Linked DNA regions of Homo sapiens: region 2 is linked to region 1. The links are chromatin loops, found by intact Hi-C in ENCODE. Cell type or tissue: OCI-LY7. All regions are shown on one strand. Each heading gives the region's core, and the rest is flanking DNA. Links, peaks and the distances in the headings are about the cores only.

Region 1 (2,931 bases), core at 224-2,723:
GGAGACTTCAAGTAGCCATAACTTCTTTGAACTTCATAAAAGCAACAATTTTTTATGCTTGGTATACAGTGGCAGTTTTATTAATTCTGAACATTTAGCTATTTTTTTTTCTGAACTACTTTGGTTGTTACAGAATAGTGAAAACTAAGAGTACCACATTTGCAAAATACAAAATAATAGTATTTAAGATGATAGGAATATTAATGAAATACACAATAAGAAGAGTTTATACAGCTTTATAATTTTCATACTACAGTTTTCATACATCTTGGTTTTTCAGACTTTGAGATGAACAAATCAAGTTAAAAAGAACCCCAAAGTCTGGTCGTAAAAGCAAAAATAAACTGTTTCATACTGTGATCCAAGAGCATGGATCCAACAGGGAGTTCCTTGATCTTCCAGAAATAACTATTAACCTTAACTTTTTAAAGCTTGGAAATCTATTAGTAAATGTGTCTGATAAAAACCAAAATATTTCTGGGAAATATCACATATTAGTTTTCAAATCTTGCATGAGTTACATTATTTGATAATAGGACATCCTTGCTTGACAGAAAATGTAATTTCTTTAAGAATGAGAAAGCAAGTAGATTTTCAGTGTCTGTAAAAACAAGAGACTAAGTAGAATTTTCCCTTTCCTTTTTTGTGGGGGAAAACCAAAAAGGAAGCTAAAATCACCCAACACAGCACATCCAAAGATGTTCTGGTTTTTTTTCTTCAAAATTCATAAGATACTAAATACACGTATTTAATATGCACATTTGTGTAAATATGTATTATTAATAAAAATGAGACAAATAAAATTTAATTATTAATCAGATAAGAAAAAGTAAACAAAAGATAGCAATGTGAGGATTGTGTTATTTTGTCATTTGAGTTGATTTCAGAAAACTTGAGATCGGGAGATGGGGGGAAGAAAGGGGAAAAGTTTATTTCTTATAAGAAATAGTCTGTATTCAAAGTTGTAAGTTTTTTTTGTCAGAAATTCACCTCATTAAACAATTCAAATTTTAATCCTTCCTATGTTCTTAATTCCTAGACTTTCCTTAAAATGTTTTTTTTTAATGGTCTGAGCAGTTAATCGAATGCTTATTTTCAGATTTTACACAATTTCATGAATGACAGTGTCCAGTAGAGCACGGCTATTTCACTATTACTTTGAATCCATACACCAAAGAAATTCCAGACATTTCATTATCTTCCACATTTTTTTGAGAGTTGAAACGTGAAAGTGAGATGGAAAGATGGACAGCTGAGGAAGAGTAACCGTAAAAGAAGAGGCAAGCTAAACACAATAAACCTAATCTTAAACACAAATGCACACAGCTGTGCAGTTTTCAGGCCCCAGAAAACCTGTCTCTGTGTAATGCAATATGAAAGAAAAACATCCTTGTTCTTGGAGGCAACTTCTCCATTTCTTGTGCTTTCTTATTTAAATAACCTTAGATCACAAGACACAGGATACACTTAAAAGTACTTCCTCCTTTTCAATGACCTTTCAGCTCTGAAAGGCCAGGTGAAAAAAGGAAAAATATCAAGATGTCTATTTCTAACTCCAACTATTACCTTTTGTGGAGAATGTCATCTTCTTTGAGAGCCTATAAAGGTGAAAAGAAATGTATGCTAAAAAGTACCAATATATATAACTGATATATTAAATATTTGCAGTTTCATGGAAGTCCTTTATCTATTTAAATAAAGTTAAAGAGTGCCTAATCCAGAAGATATTCAATGTTTATGAAACACATTAATGAGTGAATTAATTAAAATGTATTTTTTCTACCACTTGGAAAATTTTATGTCAGATGACGAATAAAGTACATGGAAAAACTGTGTATTTTCTAGGTAAATGAAGCATGAATGAACAAGATATTTAGGTTTTAAAGGTCTTTATATCAGAAATTTTAAGCTGTCATAAAACGAACTTACAGGTAGTGAATGGTCTAGACGTTCAGCCTGAAATAAGCTATTTAACTTAGTACATATCCTGCCTGCTGTTGTAAGCAAATTCCATTCATTGACCTTCTTTTCTACCACTTTTCCTATCAGAAACTGAATACCTATTTGGAAAATGAGAACACATGAACCACTGATTATGACTGAACCTGGAACTCATTCCCACCACCTCCATTTCTGAGCAACAGAACATAGAAGAGCCCCACTAAAAACCACTAATCAAGGTCCTCAAATCCTTTGCATGGGAGCTCCAGCCAGGCAAGCCTAGGAGACGTATTGAGGTGCTGGTAGCCAATGCTCAGGAAAAAGAATGACTTTTGGGTATTTGAAGAATAGAAAGCTTCAGTAGTCACATAACAGGTTGATGTGGGACACACAGATGGGGAAGAAACGGAGGTAGCTGATTCATTCTTGTATTTTAATGCCTATCTGCCCTTTATCTCATGTACCCGGGAGACAGCAGTGCTTACCAGAATGCTAATGACTCTTTTATTCCTTTTTATGAACCACAGGAATCCCCTTTCTCTATAGCTCATCACCCACGTGCAAAAAAAAAAAAAAAAAAAAAATATGTACTTCCCTGCTCTAACAAAGAATTCAAACACACTTTTGCTTACTCTCTTGCACTTTGATGTTTGAAGCAAACAAAAAAGAATTTGTTCTCTCAGAGTAAATAACAACTAAAAGTAAAGAAATAAACGTAAAACTTTGCCTGCCCTCCTGCCTTCCCAACTTTATTTTCCTGTAAGCCTTCTAGGAATAAAAGAAAATAGAAGGTTACACATTGGTGCTGTTTGTCTTGTACACAAAATGCTAAAGGACTTTCATCTGCACATATGTGGAAAACCAACTGCAGTTAACATGGACATTTCCCCCAAAGGGGCAGTAGTTAGAGATCTGGATATGAAAAGCTGAGAAAAGCTGGAGGATGGACAGTGAGGGAGAGGCTAGGGGCTGAGGATACACTTAATACAA
Region 2 (2,931 bases), core at 224-2,723, 260 kb after region 1:
TGAGACTAATAATGTTGAGGTATTTTTAAATATTTTTATTGATCAACCCTATCCAATTGATTTTGTGTTAGTATAGTGACAATCATTTCTACTAACATGTTTGCAGGCTTTATCTAGAAATCCGTGGTAGCTAAGGACATCAGCTATTTCCAAATAACTAGCTACTTATGTATTCTCTTTGAAATCACTGTGACCAAATTTGAAAATGTCTGAAATCATGCATAGATAGGTAGCCTTTTACTTCATTGCTTCTTCAGTCATTTTTACAACATCTTGTTTCTTATTAGCACTCAATGCTATTAGTGTGCTTTTCTACATTATGTTTTATATTTAGAATACTGATGTTGAATTTAGGAGCATCATATATGTGATGTGAAAATCTGTTATACAAATACACTTTACCATTAATAACACTACACATTAAATCATTGAAATTATATTTCACAGCGTATCAGATAAACTATGCCTGTAAAATTTGAGAATGTAAGAACTGGAGTGAATGATAAAGACCACGTAATTCACCCTCATTTTACAGGGAAGGGAATGAATACCCAGAATAATTAAATAACTTTCCCAATATCATATTGCCAAAAACAGTGGAATGAAGAGGGATGTTGAATTTTCTGATCAGTCTTCTCTCTCTATTCGTTAATATTCTGTAATATGCACTTATTTCCTAATATTTATCTGATTGATATACTGCCGAATGTCCCACCTAAAATTAGCTGCATTGAATTTTACATTATTTCCTGGCATTCTTTCTTATTTGTTTTCTAAAAGCAGCCCAATTTCAGTAATTTTTGTTTATATAAAGTTATGATTCTATCTCTCTAAATATCCAGAATATTTTGATCAAACTCATTACTGAACACTTCTTATGATCCAGACACTCTGATAAGCCCGTATACGTTATCTCACTACATTCTTAAAATAAACACACAGAGTAGGTATTATTATCCCAATTTTATAGATAAGAAACAAGCCCAGCGAAGGTAAACATATGTTCATGCTCTCACAGTTTATGAATTGTTATGACTGGAATGAAACTTACTCTACTTAACTCCAAATCAAAAGCCATTAACCTACCTTTTGTTCTACCTTCAAAGGGATAACAAATGAGCAACCAAACAGAACTTTATGCTATTTTTCCAGAGATTTGTCTATTCTCTGCACAAGTAATAATGAATTTTGAAACTTTACTACACTTACCATTTCTCTTACTGCAATTCAGAGGAACACATCTTACTTTAATAAAAGTATTGCTGAATACTTTGCTTTCTATGAAATTGTTAGAACCTTTACTAAAAGCCATATTACACTTAAGTTAAAGCTTTAACGTAGGTTATTTTTTAAAAAATTGTTTTTACATTTTCTGCATCTGTATTGCTATTAAGATTGAATTCTAAGTTGTTCTCCCAGTGGTGAGACTTCTGTTGACATTATCACTCAGTTAAATAAACACTACAACTTTCAGTGTGTCAAGCTTACTTTAAGTTTTTGGTTTTGACAGAATGCTGTACTTCTTTGACAAAAAGTCAAACCTAAACTCCTAGCTTAACCATGACATCACTGCTCTGCAATGTTAATAAGCCTAGAAAAGCAAGAATGCAAAAGGATATATTATAGAATTCCTTCACTTCAAATGATTCTTCTGCCCTCTGGTGTCCAAATAGAATATTTGAACAAGCCATATTTTGTTCAGGTGGATTTTTTCAATCATTATTGCCCTGCCAGGTTTTGGTAATAAGAAGTTCCAAGTGAAATAAAATATTAAAAAGTCCATAATACAGTGAATCAATCATACAGGTCAGATATAGAAACCAAATTGAATCCAGCCCAAAATAACAGACTGCTAGAAAACCCAGAATCTAAGAAAGATTTGTAAAGGCAGAAAATTTCCAACTTGATAGTTGGTTTTTTATAACTGATGTACTCTGCAGTTTTATTCTGTGTAGCCAAGGGATTTTTAAGATTTATGCATAAGTGTAAAGTATTAGTAAATATTTCCTCAAAAGTGAGTTTCAGTTTTAAACCATTCCCTTATCAAAAAGGTGAGGAGAAAATACTTGTTTTTGAAGTTCAAATATAAAATGCATGTTTTACTTTGCTTGAATCATTTTGCCACCATTTTTAAATAACTACTAAATGTCTGATTTTGTAAAAATAATGATTCCTTTTTAAATTCCATTTGCTCCCAAATTGTTACCGCGTTAAATGTTAGTTGTTTTAGTTTTACTTTTACAGATGAAAGCTTACACGTGGATTTCCCAACTAAGTCTCCATTTTTTGGTGGGAAATAAAAGGAGGTAGTTATAGGTACTTTTTAAATATTTCATAAATTCATTTTACTATGTGGACACTGATGAACATAAATGCATGATAATTTTTATTAATAGCTCAAACACCAGAAAAGCCTGTTCTTTTTACTTTTTTTTATCTAGGTAGTTTCAAAAAAAAAAAATAGGTGGTGAAAAATGGTGATTCTAAGGATTCCTGAAAATTTTTTGGTTCAAAAATTTGAAACAAAGCCATATTTAAGGAACATCATAACATGGTAAGAAGCATCCTGGGTAGAGTACCTAGAGACTGGACTTCTCACGCCAGCATTGCCTCTTCCACTGTCCAACACTAGAGACATTAAATAAATGCTCATTTTCAGCTCAAAATCTTTTTTTTTATTCAGGGGTGGAGGTTGTGGTTAGTTTTCTTTTGTTTAATCTTTTTTTGATACCAACTTTAAATACAGTTTTATTTAAGACATTGCATTTTCCACTTACAATACAATGTTTATAAAGTGCAATGTTATTTCCTTTCCTTGTGCTCATGTTCCATATTCAAGTATTGAGAATGCCCAGTAATTTAGTATAGCAGCTCGACCGTAAAACTGCCATAGAATTTGATACAAATTTGGGTTCTTCGGTGTTTTAACTA

The links. Hi-C counts contacts between places; a loop is a spot of excess contacts. Peaks named below come from ENCODE experiments on the same cell type or tissue, not always from the same donor. Only the 100,000 strongest peaks of a DNase experiment are listed, where the experiment ranks them.
Region 2: a loop joins it to region 1, with 2.6 times the contacts of the local background. A loop is called at or near these places in 3 of 110 quality-filtered maps.

Annotation. Positions count from the first base shown.
Region 1 is chr7:85,288,961-85,291,891 of GRCh38, reverse strand. No RefSeq gene overlaps it. Among named protein-coding and RNA genes, the nearest start is that of SEMA3D, 100 kb to the right of the region's middle. In OCI-LY7, for the core only: no CTCF peak of the experiment used is centred there; a DNase peak (open chromatin) is centred at 1,411; H3K4me3 peaks cover 556 bases; H3K27ac peaks cover 555 bases.
Region 2 is chr7:85,029,730-85,032,660 of GRCh38, reverse strand. All of the region lies in intron 12 of SEMA3D (semaphorin 3D), which reads left to right. It also overlaps the pseudogene HSPA8P16. Among named protein-coding and RNA genes, the nearest start is that of SEMA3D, 160 kb to the left of the region's middle. In OCI-LY7, for the core only: CTCF peaks have their summits at 1,460 and 1,667 (motif pointing left); a DNase peak (open chromatin) is centred at 1,650.